2 separate regions of the Homo sapiens genome follow, and region 1 is linked to region 2. A link is an interaction called in ENCODE POLR2A ChIA-PET data of the cell type or tissue named here. Cell type or tissue: OCI-LY7. All regions are shown on one strand. Region 1 overlaps MCUB (mitochondrial calcium uniporter dominant negative subunit beta). Region 2 has its middle 6.0 kb from the start of GAR1-DT.

Region 1 (4,000 bases), 220 kb before region 2:
GACAAGGGCCAAGTTTTATGCTTCACTCTGATAGCTTAGTCTACACCATCAAATCTTGGCTTTTGTTTTCAGTTCTAGTAAATCCATATTTTTGTGGGGACTAAATTGGATATAAAGAATGATTGATAAAAAGGAAGTGTAATAGAATTTTTCATACAACCTGGTAAACCATTTTTGAAATTCATTGGTAAAAGGATAGAACAGTCTAGAAAATTCTGAAAAAAAAATAATGAGAAGGGACTTGTCCTAACAGAAGTCATTAAGGTAACCATAATTAACACAGGGCAGCATTGAATATATTGTGCTTTTTGAAATTATTTTTGTGTAACTATGTTGGCATCCTTCTGATGGTCCTCCAAGTGAGAGCTACTGGTGTCTTTACAGATTTCTTTGTAAGGTAGAACCTGAAGTATAAGGTCTTTACTCAGTTCTTTTGCCTCAAGGTGCAGACCATGCCCGGCCCAGTAGTTCCTCCTTGTGTGAATGAGTAGGGTGGATGTTCCCAGAGAACCCTGATTGCCAGAAGGCAAGGCAGAACTAGTTTGACTGCTTGGTTTAGCTCATCATCTACACTCTGGCATTTGTCTCCCCTCTAGGAATAACTTTCCAGGGAGTTTACTGAAAACTTGGTTTACTCTAACCCAGGAAGTGCTTCCCGTCTCTCTGCAAACATGAATCCTGTGCTGGATACTTCAGCCTTCACCCACTTACTTTAGAGCAGTAGAGAAAGCCCTTAGGTTTAGGGATCTTGGGCAGAATCCTATAAATAACATTCGTTTTACTTGCCATCCTCCGTGCTGGGATGTGGAAACGGAGACACAGAGACAGATTGTTTTATTGAATTGAGTCCCTTCAGTAGTGTTCACACAAATTCCTGGTTAAGCTTTAATGGCAGCTTACTGAAATCAGCATATTTCTGGTGATGGTTTTTTCTCTCTCTCTCCTTCCTTTTAGATCTGACCAGTAGGATCTATGAGAGGAGGGATTACATCCTGTTTACTGTTGTATCCTCAGGGGGTGGCAGGTTGCCTGGCACAGAGTGGGTGCTCCGTGCATACTATTCACCTGACTGACTTTTGTCCGTCTGCCTGACCATGCAGGAATCCTCACACTTCTTTATCAGACATGGCTTTTATTTAGAACTGCCTTATCATATCTTAGATAAGAATGCTAGGAACATCTTGTGTTTCTTTCCTCTAGTTGATACAGATCCAAAAAATTACCATCAACCAATTTGTCTAGTGGTAAGCTCTCTACGTTGTTCCTTTTTTTAACTAGGGAGGAATATTCTTCAATTAAGACAAATTCATATCAATTATCTGTTTCATTTTTGTTATTTTGTGAGAAAGGCATATTCTTAAAAGTTGACTTTTTTAAGGCCATTAGAATTATGCTAGAAATAATCGTTAATTTTTTAATTCTAAGAGTAAGTAATAACCCTATAATCCTCAATTTCTTTGCCAATTTTGTGTAAAACTGGGATATATTTGGAAGTATTTCATGATCAGTATGGTGTTTACAATTGTCATTGCTCTATAATTGGCTTACCCTTTTGCTTTTCTTTGCTTATAGTTTAAATACTTTCTACTCCAGTTTTGAAACACTGATGAGAATAGTGAAAACTAAATCCAATGCCATTTCCGTGTGTTATCTAGCTGTTTTATGGGATTTTAAAAATTGAGCTTCTTTTTATTAATAATTGGAAAGCCCATGTAAAAGGAGTTAAAAAAATTGAGTTTTTAAAATTTAGTTTTTATTATCAGGTTTATATGTGCATACATTACAAGTCAAATAGTTGTATAAATTGCTATGAAAAACAGCGGACTTCCATGCACTCCTTAAAAGCAATCACTTACTACTGTTAGCTGGTAAGTTTTACTTACCTTCATGGCTCTGAATGATAACGCTTCTGTTGCTGTCACTTGATATTTCAGTTTTAGGCATTTTCTGTTGACCTCTATAGAAGATGAGGATTTAGCTCTTTTCACTCCTGCCCCATGCTTGTCTCCCCTTTCTCTCTATAAAGTGTTATCATAATCTTAGCTTAGTATTCAGGGTTTATTTTGTTGTGACTACATAAAGGCTATTCACTGGTGAGACATGTAGAAAACCATGATTACCTTGTCTTTTCTACACAAGGTAATCATGTCTTGTCAGAAGTTAAAAATTGTTGGTATGCATGCACCCACATTTGCAATTAGTTTCTCTTCATACCACTTAGTAATTCAATCTCAAAATCTCAAATGTTCCTTCAGCTGTGTAAATCTCCTCTCAATACATTGAAACTCGTTGGAAATTCTTTCAGTTTTATCTTAAAGAAATCTTCCCTGAAGCCTTCTGACATGCCTTTCCTGTCTACTGCACAGCTGCCACTTTGTTCTCTCCTTTTCACCATCGTCCTCTCTCATGTTAAATGTTAAAATTCTTTTTTTTTTTTTTTCCTTTGAGACAGTCTCACTCTGTTGCCCAGGCTGGAGTGCAGTGGTGCGATCTCAGCTCACTGCAACCTCCACCTGCCAGGTGCAAGTGATTCTCATGACTCAGCCTCCCGAGTAGCTGGGACTACAGGTGTGCGCTACCACGCCTGGCTAATTTTTGTATTTTTAGTAGAAACAGGGTTTCACCATATTGGCCAGGCTGGTCTTAAACTCCTGGCCTCAGGTGATCTGCCCTCCTTGGCCTCCCAAAGTCCTGGGATTACAGGCGTGAGCCACCACTCCAGGCCTCTCATGTTAAATTCTGTTGTGTAGACTTTGTTGGTTCAGTCACTCAATTTGGTAGAAGACCTCTTTCAGTAGACTTGGGGGAGGGGGAAGTATATATATGAGTGGTATACATTTTTCAAAGACAACAGTGGGTAGTTTAGTTGCATTGACTACATCAATAACTAGAGAGAGAATTTTTGAGTTGTTTCTCCATCGTATTTTAAGTCCCATTGTTTGTTTGTTTGTTTTTTGAAATGGAGTCTGGCTCTGTCACCCAGACTGGAGTGCAGTGGCCTGATTTCAGCTCACTGCAACCCCCACCTCCCAGGTTCAAGCAATTCTCCTGCCTCAGCCTCCCAAGTAGCTGGGATTACAGGCATGCGCCACCACACCTGGCTAATTTTTGTATTTTTTAGTAGATATGGGGTTTTGCTGTGTTGGCCAGGCTGGTCTTGAACTCCTGACCTCAGGTGATCCACCTGCCTCAGCCACCCTAAGTGCTAGGATTACAGGCGTGAGCCACGACGCCCAGCCTCTCGAGTATTTTCTTAACTTGATCTTTTAAATGTTCTTTTGAGGTTTCTCTTTCTGCTGTTTTAATTCTTTAATTTCCAAGAACTATACTTTATTTGCTGAATTTCCTCCTTTAATAAAAATGCAGCTGGGCATGGTGACTCACGCCTGTAATCCCAGCACTTTGAAAGGAGGCCGAGGTGGGTGGATCACTTGAAGTCAGGAGTTCGAGACCAGCCTGGCCAATATGGCGAAACCCCATCTCTACTAAAAATACAAAAATTAGCCGGGTATGGTGGCGTGTACCTGCAATCCCAGCTACTCGGGAGGCTGAGGCAGGAGAATTGCTTGAACCCGGGAGGTGGAGGTTGCAGTGAGCTGAGATCATGCCACTGCATTCCAGCCTGGGTGACAGAACGAGACTCTGTCTCAAAAAAAAAAAAATTATATGTATATATATTTATGTATGTTTTATAACACCTGTAGATATTTTTATGTAACACAAACATGCCACAAGTTCATGTTTGAAACCAACAACTCCAGTGCCACACTTAAGGTTATGTTCTCATCTTCCACATTTCTGTAACTGATTATCTAACAGGAGGAACCTGTCAGCCATTATTTCACTATATTTAATCATTTACTCCAGCCTAGAATACACAGAAAGTAGTAGTTTTAAACTGTTATTCCATACCACTGCAAAAAGTAAATCTACTCTAGTTCCATACTTGTTTATAGTTCTTTTTAAAATAAAATTTTAAATGAAATACATGTATCCTATG
Region 2 (4,000 bases):
TAATAATAATACTTACTTGACAGCATATATATATATATATATATATATATATATATATATATATATATGGAGGCTAAGGCAAATAAATAATTATGCTAATGTCATAAGAATTTCAGGGTAAGACAAACACAAGTTTAAATTCAAAGAAATGGAAACCCTGTAGTCTTAACTTTGAATTGGAAATACCGCTATGACCCTCAGTTTTTTTTCTTTCTAAAAATAATTACCTTCTAGTTGTCCACTGTGTCCACTGATAGGGCCTAGAAGTCCTAACAATCCAGAAGCAATGAGCACTCCTTAGTGGCAGATTGTCTTCTCTACTTACCATTTTCCATTTAAAAAACTAAGGCTCTTTGGAGAAAGGGCGATTCCACATCTGGGGCATAAAATGTGAAAGAAATATTTTGTACCAGAAAGCAAGGAAGCCATTGGAGGCTAGTTGGTGGTATTAAAATACTTGAAGGGGCTCTCAAAGATGAAATATTTTAAGCATTATAAGGAACAATGATAGCAAAAAATTGAAATAAAAAAGGAAATTTCTTTATTTCAGTTAATAATTGCAAAATAAATGATAGAATTATCATATTACTATTTTGCACTACCTTATGAGCCAATGGATCTAGTGATGATCACCAACAGCTGCTAAAACCGTTAGATGAAAAGCTGGCAGGGAACTCTAAGAGATTGATGAGGCTGATAACACTGATCCTACTGACTGATCTCATCTCCAAAGAGGGACAACCAGACTTTATGTGCCTCTTCCTGGGATGGTAGGAAGTATTCTTGCAGGTCGAAAAAAAAAAGAACCTGAACACAATCAAGTCTCTAGATCTCACTATCAATTAACTATCAGTTTATGGGAAATACAGAGGATAGAAAAACAATTTATACCACCACAAGGATAAGAAATATTATGTGTCTCTTCATGGGACGGTAGGAAGTATTCTTGAAGGAGGAAAAAAAGAAAAGAAAAGAAAAGAAAAGAAAAGAACCTGAAAACAATCAAGTCTCTAGATCTCACTATCAATTAACTACCAGTTTATGGGAAATACAGAGGATAGAAAAACAATTTATACCACCACAAGGATGTAATCAGTGAGAAAGTAGAAAATTCTACATGACAAAAAGACTCAGTATTTTCAACAAATAAATGCCATGGCGGGGCAGGGCGGGAAAAAAAACAGGGAGAGGAAATTGACACAGAATAAAAGAAAATTAAGAGACATATCAATAAAATACAATGTATGGCCCTTGTTTGGATCTTCATTTGATTGATCCAATTATTAAATTACATTTTGAAATAACTTGGAAAAATTCCACATGGACATTCGCTAATACTAAGAAAATTTTTGTTAGGTGTGGTAATGGTACTGTGCTTATGTTTTTTAAAAAAGTCCTCTGCTGGAGATTTATGAACAGAATGTTTACTATAAAACACTCTAGCAATAATAATTTTAATAATAACAGTGAGGAAATAGGAGGAATAACATTTGCAAAAGGCTGAAGGTGTTGTACAGAGAAGTTCATTATATTGCTCTTTCAACTCTTGTTTACGTTTGAAATTTTCATAATAAAAACCAAATAAAAGAGAAAGTCATGAGTTCACATTAATATTTACAATTAATGGCACCTTGGCTAAGTACTTCTTTTTTTTTTTTTTTGAGATGGAGTCTCACTCTGTCACTAGGCCAGAGTGCAGTAGCATCATTTTGGTTCACTGTAACCTCCGCCTCCCAGGTCCAAGCTATTCTCCTGCCTCAGCCTCCCGAGTAGCTGGGACTACAGATGTGTGCCACCATGGCCAGCTAATTTTTGTATTTTTAGTAGAGACGAGGTTTCACCATGTTGGCGAGGATGGTCTTGATCTCTTGACCTCGTGATCCACCCACCTTGGCCTCCCAAAGTGCTGGGATTATAGGTGTGAGCCACAGTGCCCAGCCTTTTTTTTTTTTAGGTGGAGTCTTGCTGTGTTGCTGGAGTGCAGTGGCACGATCTTGGCTCACTGCAACCTCAGCCTCCCGGGTTCAAGTGATTCTCCTGCCTTGGCCTCCCGAGTAGCTGGGATTACAGGCCCACGCCACCAAGCCCGGCTAATTTTGGTATTTTTAGTAGAGAAAGGGTTTCACCATGTTGGTCAGGCTAGTCTCCAACTCCTTACCTAAGGTGATCTGCCCCCCATCAGTCTCCCAAAGTGCTGGGATTACAGGCGTGAGCCACCATGCCTAGCTTCAGCTAAGTACTTTTAAAATTTTGTTCTAATATAAAAAATTTCAGCCCTATTCCTAGCTACCAGCCCTCTTCTCTGTCATTAGCAATACAGTCTCCCAACTTACAATGGTTACACTGAATAATTTTTCTACTTTACAATGGTGTGAAAGCAATAAGCATTCAGCAAAACCTGTATTTCAAATTTTAAACTTTGATCTTCTCCCTGGCTAGTGATATGCGTGCAATATTCTCTTATGATGCTGGACAGCAGCAGCAAATGAGACTCTCCAGTGTGCTGTGCTGCCAGATGGTTTTGCCCAACTGTAGGCTAATGTAAGTGTTCTAAGCACCTTCAAGGTAGGCTAGGCCATGCTATGATGTTCAGTATGTTACATATATGAAATGTATTTTCCACTCAGATATTTTCAACTCATGATGGGTTTATTGGGATATAACCCCATCGTTAAGTTGAGGAACATCTGTATCTCCTTACTGGTATTTTAATTAGATGTCCTAACCTTCCAGTGAAACAACTGGATGGACACCTTCTTAGATCTTGAATACCACAACTAGACTGTGCTTAATATACTTTCTCTACCCCCATCTCTTTCATATTTTCTTTGTCTCTTTGACCATCATTCTATGATCATTTGTTGATAAGTAGGTTCTCAAGGCATGAGCAGAAATTCAAAGCACAGAGGAATTCAGTTCCATTTAACAAATATTTATTGGGCATCAGCATCAATTTTATTCCAGGCACTGTACTAAGTGCTGAGGGTACCAAAACAAAGAAGATGTAGTTGTCATTCTTCAGGAGCTTATACTCTAGCGTGAGTTTCTGCAGATGTCATTAGGGGTCTAGGAGCGGTTACTAGGGATTCCAGAAGAGATTGGAATTTTTTTTTTTTTTTGGCATTCTTTTGAACTTCTTTCTCCATGTAATGCCAACACTTGTAGTAAATGACTAGTGATCAAACAACTCTGTTAGGAATTTCGCTAGAGGTCATTCACAAACATGACAGTGCTCCACACAACTATGTTCATTTCATTGAGTCCATTCTCAGCTTTTGATGCAAACAGGGGGTGCTGTTGATGATTGGTGGGTGCTGAATTAAGGAGGGACAACAGGTTGAGGGAGAGGGAGAGACAATAGGTTGATGACATCAGCCTCTCCTTCCTGATTTACATTTCCTAATCTCCCCTGGCCTCCCTTTATTCAGTCAACTGACAGGTAACGAGCTCTCCTGATGTAATAGACAATCAAAGACAACATTTTAAGGAAGCAATTTTAATGCCCCATAACTCAAATGCCTCCCTGTTGCTTTGCTAATGTTGTAAACGTTGTAAAACACGGTGTCACGCTCGTCCGTGTTCATGTGAAGAGTCCACCAACAGGCTTTGTGTGAGCAACAAGGCTGTTTATTTCATGTGGGAGCAAGTGGGCTGAGTCTGAAAAGAGTCGGCAAAGGGAGGTGGGGTGGGGCAGTTTTATAGGACTGGGATAAGCAGTGGAAAGTTACAGTTAAAGGTGGCTATCTATTGTCAGCAGAGGAGGGGGTCACAAGGTGCATGGTGGGGAGATCATAAGACCCATGGTCCAGAAGAAGAATGTCACGAGGTCGATCAATCAATCAGTTGGGCAGGGAAGGAACAGGTCATAATGGAATGTCTTAAGGTTGGTCAATCAGTTAAGACAGGAGCAGGCTGTTTCTCTTCCTTTGTAGTTTTCAGTTGACTCAGGCCATCTGGATGTATACACGCAGGCTTGGGCTCAGAGGCCTGACACATGGAG

What was found. Peaks named below come from ENCODE experiments on the same cell type or tissue, not always from the same donor. Only the 100,000 strongest peaks of a DNase experiment are listed, where the experiment ranks them.
Region 1: POLR2A ChIA-PET joins it to region 2 with 7 read pairs; 2 of 35 experiments call an interaction of 5 or more read pairs at or near these places.

The regions. Positions count from the first base shown.
Region 1 is chr4:109,588,761-109,592,760 of GRCh38, forward strand. All of the region lies in intron 1 of MCUB (mitochondrial calcium uniporter dominant negative subunit beta), which reads left to right. Among named protein-coding and RNA genes, the nearest start is that of MCUB, 31 kb to the left of the region's middle. In OCI-LY7, no CTCF peak of the experiment used is centred here; a DNase peak (open chromatin) is centred at 2,428; H3K4me3 peaks cover 431 bases; H3K27ac peaks cover 1,330 bases.
Region 2 is chr4:109,807,380-109,811,379 of GRCh38, forward strand. No RefSeq gene overlaps it. Among named protein-coding and RNA genes, the nearest start is that of GAR1-DT, 6.0 kb to the right of the region's middle. In OCI-LY7, no CTCF peak of the experiment used is centred here; no DNase peak of the experiment used is centred here.